Linked DNA regions of Homo sapiens: region 2 is linked to region 1. A link is an interaction called in ENCODE POLR2A ChIA-PET data of the cell type or tissue named here. Cell type or tissue: PC-3. All regions are shown on one strand. Each heading gives the region's core, and the rest is flanking DNA. Links, peaks and the distances in the headings are about the cores only.

Evidence for each region. ChIA-PET counts read pairs that join two places held together with the same protein. Peaks named below come from ENCODE experiments on the same cell type or tissue, not always from the same donor. Only the 100,000 strongest peaks of a DNase experiment are listed, where the experiment ranks them.
Region 2: POLR2A ChIA-PET joins it to region 1 with 10 read pairs; 2 of 35 experiments call an interaction of 5 or more read pairs at or near these places.

Annotation. Positions count from the first base shown.
Region 1 is chr7:99,068,938-99,077,274 of GRCh38, forward strand. The region is part of intron 1 of SMURF1 (SMAD specific E3 ubiquitin protein ligase 1); the gene reads right to left. Among named protein-coding and RNA genes, the nearest start is that of SMURF1, 71 kb to the right of the region's middle. In PC-3, for the core only: no CTCF peak of the experiment used is centred there; a DNase peak (open chromatin) is centred at 4,104; H3K27ac peaks cover 400 bases.
Region 2 is chr7:99,182,919-99,191,255 of GRCh38, forward strand. KPNA7 (karyopherin subunit alpha 7) reads right to left here. Exons shown (of 11, transcript NM_001145715.3): 7 at 5,382-5,645; 8 at 2,011-2,244. Among named protein-coding and RNA genes, the nearest start is that of KPNA7, 21 kb to the right of the region's middle. RefSeq lists a silencer at 7,788-8,082. In PC-3, for the core only: no CTCF peak of the experiment used is centred there; no DNase peak of the experiment used is centred there.

The DNA of each region.
Region 1 (8,337 bases), core at 83-8,082:
TCCCAAACGTCAGTCTGTGATGACATTTTCACTAGTGCCAAAACCAAAAAAATAAGGACAATGTAAGCGGGGTTTTCATAAAACGAAACTAATTTTAAGTGGCTGTTCTTTGTTGTGATGTTATGTCTTTCCTGCTTTTTTCATGTTAAAATGTTCTTTCTTTAATGAAAGAGGTAACAAAAAACGGTGACAGAGCAGTGACTTAGCAAAATAAAAACTGGGCAATATTATACTGATCCCCACATGTACATAAATGTTTCGACTGCTCTGGGAATTACAACTCTAACCATCAGTGATCAGCTCCCTCTTTTTAATCCTATTTAAGAATCATATAGTTTAGTATTCAATTACTTCCCATACAGGTGGCTTTGTTCCCCAGCTAAGTTAGGCCCCTCTGAGGGAGGAACCATCCATCCATCCATTCATTCATTCATTTTCTGGGCCAGCGTTTCGCTCTGTCACCCAGGCTAGAATGCAGTGGCACGAACACAGCTCACTGCAGTCTCGAACTCCTGGGCTCCAGTGATGCTCCCACCACAGCCTCCTGAGTACCTGGGACTACAGGGCATGCACCACCACCCCTGACTAATTTTTCAATTTCTTGTAGGGACAAGGTCTTACTATGTTGCCCAGGCTGGTATCAAACTGAGCTTAAGCAATCCTCCCGCCTCAGCCTCCCCAAGTGCTGTGCCACTTCCAAGGCCACTGTACCAGAGCCACTGATCTGTCAATTCTGATACAAATTTAGGATATCTTCAAATTTGCATTGAAGGAAAAAAAGTCACATTTCAGTTATATCAACAGATTCAAATGCCAAAAATGTTAAGCCCATACAGGAGAACTGAACTCCATTCCATTATCTGCAACTGAAACAAACACTTCTTTCCAATCTTGCTCAGTAAGTTTATGCATACACAAGACTCACACATGTTTCCACTATTCAGACACCATTAAATGATCAAATGATTTCTTCCTGCGGGGAAAACTGTCTAAGTTAACAAAACACACTTTAGCACCCACCGGCCATGCCTATTGGCTTTGGAGGTGGGAACAGATCTCTGGTAAAGTGACAGTCCTGAGGTAAGTTTTCAAAACACCTGTTTGCTTAAAATATGGATGTTACAGTTCATCTTCTACAATTGCACTAAATTAAAAATAAATGACAAAATCATGTGAACTATTTGCCATCAGAAGTGTGACAGAATTCAGATCATACCCCAAACGTGGCAGGGTTAGGCAGAGCTGTTGTGGCAAAAACTGTCTCTTCTGTGAGACACAACTGAGCCCCAAGGACGAGGTGGGGATGTGCCACCTGCTGCCTGTCCCCACGGGTTCCCTGCCAGCACCAAACATTAATACTATCTGTGTGATCCTTTCTAGTCCAGAAAGCTCTTCTAGAAACACTATTCTCTTCTTATTCTCATAGGATGAGGGACATGGACACACAGACAGATGGATTTTTTTCCTAATTCATGGGTGAAGGCATCTCTGCTGCACCCCCATCCCACTCTACATTAATGCGGCATCATCATAGCTCTTTGCAGAGCCTGAAATTAAACCCTTTCTTTATTTGCATTCTTCTTAATGCCTAGCTCCACTGAAGCAAGTACTGTGTCTTTTATTCTTAACCACTGTCTCCCCAGAGGCTGAAACAGTGCCTGGCACATGCAGTTGACTTTAAACATATTTGTTAAATGGTATTAGGTAATGACTTTTTTTTTTTTAACTGTGTAGTTAACCCACTAGAATGTAAGCATCAAGAAGGCAGACGCTGCCTTCTCAACCATTACATTCCTAGCACGGAAGCACAGGGCCTGGCAGAAATTAGCGCTTGATCAATGTTTGTTGAAATCAATGGATAACTGCCTGCTTGAATGAATGTATGAAAACAACTGTTTTGCAAGCGCCACAATGTGATGTGTCTGACTCCTATGCCATGTTCACAAGGAGTCGAGAGCCTGGAAGCTTTGCACACTACTGCCTGGAAGATCTGATTCTTTGGAAATAAAATATATATATATATTCTGCAGGTTCAAAGCAGAAGTATTATTATAATGAGGGAGAAATAAAGTAATAAAGTACATGTCAAAAAACAAGTACTAAAGTCCAGAGGGCATTTGGAACTTTTTTTTTTTTTTTTGAGATGGAGTCTTGCTCTGTTGCCCAGGCTGGAGTGCAGTGGCACGATCTCAGCTCGTTGCAAACTCCACCTCCCAGGTTCAAGCGATCCTCCTGCCTCAGCCCCCCTAGTAGCTGGGATTACAGGCATGTGCCACCATGCCCGGCTAATTTTTGTATTTTTAGTAGAGACGAGGTTTCGCCATGTTGGCCAGGCTGGTCTCGAACTCCTGACCTCAGGTGATCCACCCGCCTCGGCCTCACAAAGTGCTGGGATTACAGGCGTGAGCCACCGCGCCCGGCCAAAAACGGGACACGGAACTTTTTATTTGAACAAAGCTCTCATGAAGGAACCGTCATTTTTACATCTTAAGGAATGATCTTCAAGGATTTGTTACACCATCACATTCCAAGAAAACCGGTAACTGGGGATCACTCTCTATTTTTTAACATTAAAATGTTATTTTTCCCAACACCCTCACAGAATCTGCAGCCCCTGAAGTAGGAGCTCTTCCTGGATGGAGAAAGAAGACAGGTCGCACACAGGAAGCAATTGCCAAAGCTATTGTTTTCTTTCGTTTGGTTTTTTCTTAAGTATTATAGGCTAACACCTTTGCTTTGGAAGGTAAGAAAAGTGTCTCATTAAAGTCTATCTATATAGGACAATTTCTATCTCCAGATAATGTTTCTGTCTTAAATAAACCCAGTGGAATGTTTTACAGCGGAACAAGGGCAAGGCCAGACTCAGCGGCTCATGCCTGTAATCCCAGCACTTTGGGAGGCTGAGGCAGGAAGATTCCTTGAGCCCAGGAGTTGGAGACCACCCCTGAGCAACGTAACAAGACACTGTATCTTAAAAAAAAAAAAATAGAAATTAGCCAGTTCAGTGGTTTGCACTACTCAGCACCAGCTACTCAGGAGGCTGAGGGAGGAGAACTGCTTGAACCCAAGAGTTCAAGGCTGCGGTAAGCTATGACTGCACCACCGCACTCCAGCCTGGGCAACAGAGTGAGATGCCGTCTCTTTAAAAGAATAAATAAATAAGAAGAAGAAAGGAAAAAAAAAAGTAATCATAAGTAATAGCAAGAGAAAGCAATGTCAGTATTTTCTCTCTCTGTGTTCTACCAAATGAGGCAGTATTATTATTTTATAGAGATAGGATTTTGCTATGTTGCCCAGGCTGGTCTCAAACTCTTGGTCTCAGCAATCCTTCTGCCTCAGCCTCCCGGAGTGCTGGAATTCCAGGTGTGAGTCAACATTTCCAACCGAGGCAGTATTAATTTGACACATAGAAAGATCAACAGAAAATCCAAAGGCGGCCAGGCGTGGTGGCTCACCAGCACTTTGGGAGGCCAAGGCAGGTGGATCACCTGAGGTCAGGAGTTTGAGACCAGCCTGACCAACGCAGTGAAACCCTACCACTACTAAAAATACAAAATTAGCCAGGCGTGGTGGCGCAAGCCTATAATCCCAGCTACTGGGGAGGTTGAGGCAGAAGAATCACTTGAACCTGGGGGACGAAGGCTGCAGTGAGCCAAGATTCTGCCATTGGACTCCAGCCTGGAGACAGAGCAAAATTCTATGTCAAAAAAAGAAAAGAAAAGAAAATCCGAAGGTGAGGATGAAGTTTAGCAAGGTAATACACTGCAAAAACCCCACACGTGGCTATGAAAACCCCAGGAAATACACACAATCTTCTAAAACAAAGTGCCTTATAATTTCTTTCCTATTTATCATTTTATAGTGCTACTTCCATAACACTGAAGTATTTAACGGTATTATTTTGCCTGGTTTTATCATAAAAGCCATTATAATTATTTGGCTAATCATTATTCACATCACAGTATAAATCAGGGTAAAATAATTATGCTCAACTTGATTGAGCATAGAAGGAAAATAGAAGCTCAGAGAGATTAAGCAACAGCTCGAGGTGACCTGGCAAAGTTAGTGACGGAGATAAGAACTGATCCATCTCCTCAATGAAAACCACAGCATTCACTGACTCACGCTACTTCATCAAGACAACTGAGCATTAGAATGAAAACATTTTGGTGGCTCATGCCTGTAATCCCAGCAGTCTGGGAGGCCGAGGCGGGTGGATCACAAGGTCAGGAGCTCGAGACCAGCCTGGCCAAAATGGTAAAACCCCGTCTCTACTAAAAATACAAAAAAAGTTAGCTGGGCCTGGTGTTGGGCACCTGTAATCCCAGCTACTCGGGAGACTGAGGCAGGAGAATTGCTTGAACCTGGGAGGCGTGGGTTGCAGTGAGTCCAGATCACGCAACTGCACTCCAGCCTGGGCAACGAGTGAGACTCCATCTCAAAAAAAAAAAAAAGAAAAAATTTGTCACAACATTAAACGTTTCCAGTCGATGTAGCTAACAATAGATTCATAAGATCATTTAAAACTTAAAAAAAAAAAAAATCAACCAGACACAGTGGCTCACGCCTGTAATCCCAGCACTTTGGGAGGCCAAGGCAGGTGGATCACATGAGGTCAGGAGTTCGAGACCAGCCTGGCCAACATGGTGAAACCCCGTCTCTACCAAAAATATAAAGAATTAGCTGGGTATGGTGGCATGCACCTATAATCCCAGCTACTTGGGAGGCTAAGGCAGGACAATCGCTTGAACCCAGGGGGCTGAGGTTGCACTGAGCCAAAATCATGCCACTGCACTCCAGCCTGGGTGACAGAGTGAGATTCCATCTCAAAAAAAAAAAAAAAATTGGTCATGACCCAGCAATTTCACCCTTAGGTATGTCCTCAATGCAAATGCACAGATACATGCTCACCATGTAGTAAAAGGATAATAAATAATAGTAGCACAGTTCCTAATAGTTCTTTTATTGATTGTACTGTTTGATTGTACTCAGTTTTGGAACTGAGAACCATTGAGATGTCCATCAACAATACAAACAATAAAAAAGTTGTGGTCATCACAAAATGGAATACTATACAGCAATGAGAATGGCAGATCCTAACAACACACACATTTATGAATGAATCTCACAAACATAATATTCAATGAAAGCCACAAGACAATACATTTCATACAATGCCACTTATATAAAGTACAAAAGCAGACAGAACTAATATATGCTGTTAAAGTTAGGCTAGTGATTATCCTTTAGCAGGATAAGGTAATGACCTGAAGGACGCATGAAGAAGGTGACTGGGGAACTGGCCATGCTCTATGTCCTGACCTGGATGCTAATTATATACATGTGTTCAGTTTGTGAGAATTCAGTGAGCTGTACACTCAGATATTTATAAATCAATCATAAACATCAATAGACAGAATAGAAAGTCCAAATATAGACCCATGTCAACTGATGTTCTTCAAAGATGCCAAGACAATTCGATGATGGGGGAAAAAAGATAGCCTTGTCTAGACTGGAAAATAAGAAATCCAGCCAGAATGAATGGGATATCATTATGAAAAAAGAATAATAATAAGTCTCAACCCTTACCTCACATCATACACAAAAATTGGCCTCAAACGGAGCAGAAACATAAAAATTAAATACAATAACGTAAAAACTAGATACCATTAGGAAAATGAAAGGGCAAGAGACAGACTGGGAGAAAATATTAACAACCCATATGACCAACAAAAGACCTGCATCTAGAATAAAGAACTCTACAACTCAATTTAAAAAAAAAACCCAATCCAATTAAAAAATTGATATTTGGCTGAGCACAGCAGCTCACAACTGTAATCCCAACACTGGGAAGCCAAGGTGGGAGGATGACTTGTGTCCAGGTGTTCAAGATCAGCCTGGGCAAAACAGTGAGACCCTATCTCTATAAAAATTTTTAAAATTAACTTTTAAATAGACACCTTACCAAAAAAGACATCACATGGCCAATAAGCACAGAAAAACATGCTCAGTATCAATAATCATTGGTACAATGCACAATGCACATGAAAACCACAGTAAGGTACCACCACATACCTACTAGAATTGCTAAAATTAAAAAGACTGACAATACTAAGTGCTAGCAAGGAGGTGGAAGTAGCAGTAGTAAGTAGTGTTTTCCTGACTCCTGGAGACATTCTAGCAAATTATTATTATTTTGAGACAGGGTCTACACTCTGTCACCCAGGCTGGAGTGCAGTGGCACAATCACAGCTCACTGCAGCCTCAACCTCCCAGGTTCAAGCGATCCTCCCACCTCAGCCTCCCCAAGTAGCTGGGACTACAGGCATGCGCCACCAAGCCTGGCTCATTTTGTTTAATTTTTTGTACAGCTGGAATCTCAGTCTGTTGCTCAGGCTGGGCTTGAACTCCTGGCCTCAAGTGATCTGCCTGCTTCAGCCTCCCAAAGTGCTGGGATTACAGGATTACAGGCCTCTAGCAAATTACTGAACCTGCAAAGGGAACCCCCGATTTATTTATTAGTCAGAAATATAGGTGACAACCTTTGATTTGCAACTCATGGATAAGGTAGGAGTAGTCTTGTGGGACTGAGCCCTTAACCTGTGGGGTCTTTGCTAATTCTGGGGAATTAAGCGTTGGGATTGAATCGAACTGTAGAATAGCCAGTTAGCATCAGAATTGGGATTGATGTGGGGAAAAAAAAAAAAAACCCACACATTAGGTGTCATCAGTGTCATGTGTAACAACAGCTCAGAGTATCACACACAGGTCAATTTTTGTGTATGATGTGAGGTAAGGGTTGAGACTTATTATTATTCTTTTTTCATAAGGATATCCCATTCATTCTGGCTGGATTTCCTATTTTCCAGTCTAGACAAGGCTATCTTTTTTTCCCCATCATCGAATTGTCTTGGCACCTTTGAAGAACATCAGTTGACATGGGTCTATATTTGGACTTTCTATTCTGTCTATTGATGTTTATGATTGATTTATAAATATCTGAGTGTACAGCTCACTGAATTCTCACAAACTGAACACACGTATATAATTAGCACCCAGGTCAGGAAATAGAGCATGGCCAGTTCCCCAGTCACCTTCTTCATGTGTCCTGCAGGTCATTACCTTATCCTGGCTAATTTTTTATTTTTTATAGCGATGGGGTCTCGCAATGTTGCCCAGCCTGGTCTCAAATCCTGGGCTCAAGCGATCCTCCAGCCACAGCCTACCGAAGTGCTGGGATTACAGGCGTGGGCCCCCACACCCAGCCCCTACTCCTTAAGTGTGAGCTGTGTGTAGTGACTTCCTTCCAAAGAGTCCAGTATGGAAAGAGAGGAAAAAAAAGTAACTTTACAGTGGAGAAACCTGACGAACACCATCTCAGCCAGGTGATCAAGGTCAACATCAACAGTGACAAGTCACGCTGATATTAAGAGCATGAAATTTTGACAGGACCCGATGAGAATGGTACTTCACTTCTGTGGTCTTCCTCTCTAAAATGCATAATCCCAATCTAATCATGACACAAACATCAAACACTTCCAGTGGAGGAACATTCTACAAATACCTGACCAGTGCTTCTCAAAGCTGTCAAGATCATCAAAAGCAAGGAAAGTCTAAGAAACTGTCACAGCCAAGAGCAACCTAAGGAAATATGACAACTAAATGTGATGTCATATCCTGGATGGGATCCTGAAACAGAACATGTCAGTAGGTAAAAAATAAGACAGTGAAAGCATGGACTTGAGTTAGTAACAGTGTATTAAAATTGCTTCATTAATTGCAACAAATGTACTGCAGTCATGTTAGATGCTGTTAATTGGGGAATCTGGACGTGTGTATGCGTATGTACATGTGTGTGTGCGCATGTGTGCAAGTGTGCATGTGTGCACGTGTGCCCATGTGTATGTGTGTGCACGTGCATGTGTGTGCGTGTGCCTGCATGTGTGTGCACGTGTGTGCGCGTGTGGGGGCGGAAGGGGTAACATGGGAACTGTCTGTCCTACCTTGGCAATAATTCCATAAGTCCAAAATTGTTCTAAAAAATAATGTCTATAATAAAAAAAAAAACAAAAAAGGTTACAGAACAGTGACGAGGTAAACTCTTTTTGGTAAAATTGTGTGTATGTGGATAAATGTGTATTTAAGAGTCTGGAATGATGTCAACTAATACAGTATAATTATCTTTCTTTAATAATAAATTATGGTATAATTTATTTCTCTTCTTTTCACCTGGTTGTAATCTTTAAATTTTCTGCAAAGAATGATGATATGAAAAACATTTATGAGGAAAAGTAAAAGCTTACTTTTTATATTAAAATATTAGTGACTTTAAAAAAG
Region 2 (8,337 bases), core at 173-8,172, 110 kb after region 1:
TAAGGGACCAAGCCAGCCCAGAGGTGACAGAGAAAGACCATTGAAATATCGTTCAGGTCGGGCACGGTGGCTCACACCTGCAATCCCAGCACTTTGGGAGGCTGAGGCAGGCAGATTGCCTGAGCTCAGGTGTTAGAGACTAGCCTGGGCAACATGGTGAAACCCTGTCTCTATTAAAATACAAAAAATTAGCCGGGTGTGGAGGCGTGTGCCTGTAATCCCAGTTAGGAGGCTGAGGAAGGAGAATCACTTGAACTCAGGAGGCAGAGGTTGCAGTGAGCCAAAATTGTCCCACTGCACTCCAGTCTGGGTGACAGAGCGAGACTCCATCTCCAATAATAATAATAATTGCTCAATAAACCTTTGCATTTATAAAATGCACTTGGCCAGAGATACAGGAGGAATTTATCTTCTATTCTTCTATTCCTGGGTAGGATTTATTCCCATTTTATGGTTGGGGAAAACTGACCTCAGCATAAAAAACAAAACAAAACAAATAACTTATGGCTCCAAGCAAGTTATAGTTCAAAAGATACCACTTGAAATATAAATGTCCTTTGATTCATAACTAGATGTTTCTCACTAGAATATGTACAGATTTACAGAGGCGTGCAGGACCACAAGTACTGAACAGATTGGAAGATGCTATAATTTGGGCAACACACCTGGTCTTTCTCTCTTGCCTAGCTTGTCATACCTGGTGCATCCTGGGAACTCACTACCCAGCCTGAGAACAGGAACACCGCCAGTAGCTTCTCCTCAACCCCATGAGACTCCACCTGCCTCCCCACCCCCAGCCCAAGGTAACCACTCCTGACTATAGATGGTTTAAACATAGCTAATTCCTTTAAAGGTGGCAAAAAGAAAAATGCCAAGGATAGTCATTGCTCCTGCAAAAGGGGAGTACAAATCAGGAGAAATAATGTTTTTTTGTTTTTGTTTTTTTGCGACAGTTTTACTCTTGCTGCCCAGGCTGGAGTATAGTGGCATGATCGTGGCTCACTGCAACCTCCACCCTCCCAGGTTCAAGTGATTCTCCTGTCTTAGGCCTCCCAAGTAGCTGGGATTACAGGCACCCACCACCACACCTGGCTAATTTTTTGTGTTTTTAGTAGAGATGGGGTTTCACCATGTTGGCCAGGCTGGTATCGAACCCCTGATCTCAGGTGATCCACTTGCCTTGGCCTCCCAAAGTGCTGGGATTACGGACATAAGCCACTGTGCCTGCCCACAACCTTTTTTTTTTTTTTTTTTGAGACAGGGTCTCACTGTGTCACAGAGGCTACAGTGCAGTGGTGTGATCTTAGCTCACAGCAGCCTTGACCTCCCGGGCTCAATTGATCCTCCTACCTTAGCCTCCCAAGATGCTGGGACTACAGGCATATGCCACCAAGCCTGGCTAATTTTTGTATACGTATATTTTTTGTAGAGAAAGAGTTTCGCCACATTGCCCAGGCTGGTCTCAAACGCCTGAACTCAATCTATCCACCTGACTGGGCCTCCCAAAACGTCGGAATTACAGTCGTGAGCCACTGCACTCAGCCTGCTTTGTTGTTTTTCTATGTTTAGATTTGAATTTTGTTGACATTACCACTTTAATCAATTTAACTTTGCTTTCCTTCAGTGTATGATATCACCATAGCATGATATGTTTTTCCTCCTAAAAATAAAAGCTCCACCCTCTTTTGGTAGGGAGAGAATAGATGGCACATTCTTTCACCACCGCTTAGACATAAGCCAATATTTACTAGCTCAAGAGCTTTCTGGATGTTTGAGCCATGGGGTCACCTTGTCATTGAATAATGCTTGTTCCGTCTTCCAAATCTTTAATGGGTTCTTCAGAATGGAACGCCCCCTTCCTTTTTTTCAGGCAAAGCTAGGACTCTGAGGTTTCAGAGCTCTGCTGTGATCTCAATTTGCTTCTGCACCTGTGTCTGGATTCCTGAAGGAGTTCAACCCAGGGCTATTGGAAAGTAGTCCTTTGCCATGGTTGCTGTGTGCGCCACTTACGTTTTTTAGCAGAGCCACCAAGGGAGGCAAGACGTCGTAGGCAAGCAGCTGCTGGATGTGGTGACAAGGCCCCGCTGCTACGTTGCTCAGGGCCCAGGCTGCCTCCTTCTGGATGGAGGGCTTGTTGTGTTGCAGGAGCTGGGGGAGCACGTTCAGCATACCCGCATCAATGGCCATCTGCGTCTGCTCATCTGTGCCCGTGACAATGTTCCCCACGGTGCGGAGAGAAGGAGTCTGGAAGAGCAAGGCTAGAAGTCTAAGTATTTCAAGTCTATCCCAGGAGAAGGCAACAATCACACCAAGTTCTGTTCTCTCCCAAACATTGTCATGCTATAGCCGATGGTTGTCTGACAGCCTGTGAACAGGAATTGTATCTGTGATCATTATTCAATTCATCCATGGCCTTTTAATTTATTTTTTATTTATTTATTTATAAAGAGACAGGGTCTTTACTGTTACCCAGGCTGGAATGCAGTGGCATGATCATAGCTCACTGCAGCCTTCAACTCTTGGGCTCAAGTGATCCTCCTCCCCCAGCCTCCCAAGTATCTGGGACTATACGGATGTGCCACCATGCCCGGCTAATTTTTAAGTTTTTTGTAGAGACGGGGGTCTTGCTATGTTGTCCAGGCTGGTCTCAAGTGATCCTGCCTTGGCTTTCCAAAGTGCTGGGATTACAATCATGAGCCACTGTGCCTGGCCCATGGATGTTTAAAGGTGACTTAAAGGAACTTTCTGGCTTCCCACTTGTTTGGCTCAAGTGGGACAGAAATACCCAAGAAATACCTTTATCGAGAAATGCTGTTGGACTTTTCATATGCTTTCAGTTTCATCATCAAATGCTAAATTGACGATAGTGTTTTGTTTGTTTGTTTGTTTTTTGAGACAAGGTCTTGCTGTCACCCAGACTGGAGTATAGTGGTACGATTTTGGTTGTCACTGCAACCTCTGCCTCCTGGGTTCAAGCAATTCTCCTGCCTCAGCCTCCTGAGAAGCTGGGATTACAGGTGTGCACCACCATGCCTGGCTAATTTTTGTATCTTTTGTAGAGACAAGGTTTCACCATGTTGCCCAGGCTTGTCTTGAACTCCTGACCTCAAGTGATCTGCCTACCTCGGCCTCCCAAAGTGCTGGGATTATAGGCATGAGCTACTGCGCCCAGTGACTATACTCTTTATCGTATAATGACTGAATTAGTATTTATCAGTGTCAAGCGTGTTGCATATTTAATTGGAGATAATGAGATCTCAATGCCATTTCCTGGTGTGATTGGGAAGCCCTTCATAATGGCTCAGAAGATCCCCAGGACAGGTCTACGATTGGGCTCAAAACAACAACTCTCCTACAATAGCTGACTATGGCTTTATTCAGATTTCTCTGTACTGTAGTGGCAGCCCCAGTAAAGCCCAGCAACAGTTCTAGAATTTTCCTAGCCTATTAGGCTACTTACCTGATACCAAAGTGAGAGGTAGAAGTGTACTTCAGGCCAGTCATGGCCTTACCAGGGCAGCTCCAAATAGGCCCCAGAACCCGGGGGTAAGCAACTTCTTAGAGAATTTACTTCTCCACTTTGGGAGGCCGAGGCGGATGGATCACTTGAGTCCAGGAGTTTGAGACCAGCCTGGCCAACATGGGGAAACACCGTCTCTACTAAAAATACAAAAATTAGCTGGGTGTGGTGGTGCACACCTGTAGTCCCAGCTACTTGGGAGGCTGAGGCAGGAAAATTTCTTGAACCCAGGAGACAGAGGTTGCAGGGAGCCAAGATTGTATCACCACACTCCGGCCTTGGCAACAGAGTGAGACTTTGTCAAAAAACAACAACAACAACAACAAAAATGGCTTGTCTTATCTCATACTCTCCATGCCCCTAGCACTATCCCGAAACCAACTCAACATCTGAGAAGTCCTATGCTAATCTCAAAATAGATGATCACTAAGGCTGCAGAATATGCAATATTAGGTAAAATATTAAGAAAATAAAGAGCAGGCAGCATAGAGACATCTTCAATATAATGCACCCACATTTCAAAGCAGTATATGATGTAGGTGACATGTTTAATAACATAGCAAAGCGGCAGGGCATAGTGGCTCATGCCTGTAACCCCAGCACTTTGGGAGGCTGAGGTGGGCAGATCACCTGAGGTCAAGAGTTCAGGACCAGCCTGGCCAACCTGGTGAAACCCTGTCTCTACTAAAAATACAAAAATTAGCTGGGCGTGATGGTAGTGGGTGCCTGTGATCCCAGCTACTCAGGAGGCTGAGGCAAGAGAATTGCTTGAAGTCGGGAGGTGGAGGTTGCAGTGAGCCAAGATTGTACCACTGCACTCCAGCCTGGATGACAGAGAGACTCCGTCTCACACACAAAAAAAATAATAACCTAGAAAAGCAATTAGTAATGGTTTTACTTGCTTTCTGCCTATATCTGAGCTAGTCTAAGAGAACAAACTGGGGAGAGGATAATGGGTTGTTTTTTTTTTTAATCCCCAGTCTCACTGTCACTCTGGCTGGAGTACAGTGTGCCATCACAGCTCACTGCATCCTCAAACTTCTGGGCTCAATAAATTCTCCCAACTCTGCCTCCCCAGTAGCTGAGACTACAGGTATGCACCACCACACCCAGCTAATTTTTTTTTTTTTTTTTTGAGATGGAATGTCACTGTCACCCAGGCTGGAGAGCAGTGGCACGATCTCAGCTCACTGCAACCTCCACCTCCTGGGTTCAAGGAATTCTCCTGCCTCAGCCTCCCGAGTAGCTGGAATTACAGCTGTGCGCCATCACACTCAGTTAATTCTTTGGTGTTTTACAAATAAATTTTTGTATTTTTGTATTTTTACAGCTGTGAGCCACCGTGCCCGGCCTTTTTTTTTAAAAAAAAAAAAAAAAAAAAAAAAAAAAAAAAAAAACCCACTAGGATTTGACATCAAAATAGATTCAAGCTTTTGGCCACAGAGTAGCAAAGATGGGCAGGCACAGTGGCTCACACCTCTAATCCCAGTCGTTTGGGAGGCCGAGGCAGGAGGATCACCTGAGGTCAGGAGTTCGAGACTAGCCTGGCCAACATGGTAAAACCCTGTCCCTACTAAAAATACAAAATGAGCCGGGCGTGGTCGTTGGCATCTATAATCCCAGCTACCCAGGAGGCTGAGATAGGAGAATCGCTTGAACCTGGGAGGCAGAGGTTGCAATGAGCTGAGATTGTGCCACTGCATTCCAGCCTGGGTGACAGAGCAAGACTCTGTCTCAAAAAAAAAAAAAAAAAAAAAAAAGCAAAGACCAGGGAAATGCAGATGACAAACCTTGCCCCAGAACCTGCTAAAGTGACTATGACCCGAGGACTCGAATCCACAGGGCCCAGGATTGCATTTACCAAGACATTGAGTTCTGAGCTGGTCATGAGCACTACCAGCCTGGGCAGGACCCCCGTGTTAACCACTTGGCCGATGCGCTTGTTGGAGCCGTCGGTGAGGTAGGACAGTGCCCAGCAGGCATCCGAGAGAACCTCACTGTCCTGGTGCTGCAGGAGGTGAAGGAGGGCCGGCAGTATCTGCTTCACCGCAGTGTCGCAAGGGTATGGGTTCTTGTTTCGGCACAGATTCGACAAGGTCCACGTGATGTTCCGCAGAAATGTGATCTGTAACAAGGAGACTGCCTCCAGCATTGGGTGCAAAGGAGAGAAAATGCAAACAGCAGTGTGTTCTTACCATTTCCAATCAATACCATAGATCAGCATGAACCAGAGCTTTTTAAAATTTTATTTATTATTTTCAGACAGCCTTGCTCTGTCACCCAGGCTGGAGTGCAGTGATGCAATCTTGGCTCACTGCAACCTCTGCCTCCTGGATTCAAGTGATTCTCCTCCCTCAGCCTCCTGAGTAGCTGGGATTACAGGTGCCCGCCACCACACACGCCCAGCTAATTTTTGTATTTTTAGTAGAGATGGGGTTTCACCATGTTGCCCAGACTGGTCTTGAACTCCTGGCCTCAAGTGATCTGCCGGCCTCAGCCTCCCAACGTGCTGGGATTACAGGGGTGAGCCATTGTGCCCGACTGAACGAGAGCTTTTGAACTTCAAATAGAAATGTGTTCTAGGCAGTGATGTGTATTAGGGACACAGAACGAGGTTCGTATTTCACATTCCAATGTTAGATGGAGGTTTCCTTTGTCTTTCAAAATGTCCTTTCCCATTTGATTGATGACCTAATTTCATTTTTCACTGACAACAAGATCAAGCAGGAGTTACTTGGTCTTCCCACTGGTCTAAAACACTACTGGCATGTCATCCCCAGATTTCTAATCTTCTAATTGAGAATCAGTCTTCCTACTCTGCCTCTGGATCCCATCCCTTTTGGCCTTTTATTATTAGTTTTAGTTTTAGTAGAGACAGGGGTCTTGCTATGTTGCCCAGTCTGGACTTCAACTCCTGGGCTCAAGTGATCTGCCTACCTCCACCTCCCAAAGTGATGACAGGCCTGAGTCACCACACCTGGCCCTTACTTTTTGCCTTTAAAGATTCCGCCCAGAATCATCCCTGCCCCCAAATCACTCCCACCAGTAAGGAAACATACCCTGGGACTGTCAGCCCCTCCCCTTCTGCCCCTTTCAGCCATCATCACACTTCTGTCTTTCAGAGTCTACCCTCAGAGAGGCATCTATATTCACTGTCTACCTCCCAGATTCCCAATTGTTGGGGTTTTTTGTTTGTTTGTTGAGACAGGGTCTCACTCTGTTGCCCAGGCTGCAGTGCAGTGCCGTGATCATAGCTCACTACAGCCTCAACCTCCCAGGCCCAAGTGATCCTCCTACTTCTGCCTCCTGAGTAGCTGTGGCTAGACATGCTTTTTGTAGAGGAAAGTCTTGCTATGTTGCCCAGGCTGGTCTCAAACTCCTGGGCTCAAGGGATCCTCCTGCCTCGGCCTCCCAAAATGCTGGGATTACAGACATAAGCGCCTGGCCTCCAGTTGTTCTTCAGGCCATTCTAGTCATGTTTCTAACCCTTCTTTGGGGTTAGGGATGGGAATCAGCTCCTTCCAAGTCACCAAACACAGCAGCTGCTTCTTGGTCCTAAAGTTACTGTCCCTCTCAGCTGTGGTTAGTAGTCAGCCCTTTCTTTTTGAAGGAGCTCTCGGCTGGGCGTGGTGGCTCACACCTGTAACCCCAACACTTTGGGAGGCCGAGGCAGGTGGATCATGAGGTCAGGGGTTCAAGACCAGCCTGGCCAAGATGGTGAAACCCCGTCTCTACTAAAAACACAAAAATTAGCCAGGCGGGGTGGCATGTGCCTGTAATCCCAGCTACTCGGGAGGCTGAAGCAGAAGAATCGCTTGAACCCAGGAGGCGGAGGTTGCAGTGAGCTGAGATTGCACCACTGCACTCCAGCCTGGTGACAGAGCAAGACTCTGTCTCAAAAAAAAAAAAAAGCAGAAAAAAAAGCAGAAAAAAAAGAAAGAGCTCTTCTTGGCAACTGTGACACCAAACCTGGTTTTCTATGGCCAAATTAGCTGTTTCTACTTAGTCTTTTTGGCAGGCTCTGCCTGAATTTAGAACCTTAGAGCCCACAGGACTGGGTCTCAGGCTCTCCTCACACTCTAGGTCAGGGGTTGAAAACTTTTTCGGTAAAGGGCCAGATCTTAAACATTTTTAGCCTGTGGCTTCTGTGGCAACAACAACTGTCCTTGTAGACCAGACAGTATGTAAATGAGTGTGGCTGCATGCCAGTAAAACTTTTTTTTTTTTTTTGGGGGGAGACAGGGTCTCACTCCATCACCCAGGCTGGAGTGCAGTGGTGCAATCACAGCTCACTGCAGCCTCAAACTCAAGCGATCCTCTCGCCTTGCCTTCCCAAGTAGCTGGGACTACAGACACGTGCCACCATGCCCAGCTTGATAAAACTATTTACAAAGCAAGCGGCCAGCCAGGTCATGTTTGTGACCCCTGGCCCCAGCTGACCTTGCCTGGCTGGGTGACATATACACATATGTCACCTAGCAAGGTACATCTGTCAATCCGACTCTGCTGCAATGGTGTCTCCAACTCGCCTCAACTTCATGCCTGCAACACAAGCTCCAATTTCTTTTTTTCCTGCACTTTTCCCCTTTCTCTAGGAAGACAATCATCTGAACAATCTAACCTGAAACCTAGGGGCATCCTGGCTTCTTGCTGTCTCCCTTTCACGTCTAGAATGGCTATGTCCCAGACCCACCTGCTTCACCATCTCCCTCTGCTATACAATTTTTTTTTTTTTTTTGAGATGGAGTCTTGCTCTGTCACCAGGCTGGAGTACAGTGGCACAATCTCGGCTCACTGCAACCTCCACCTCCCAGGTT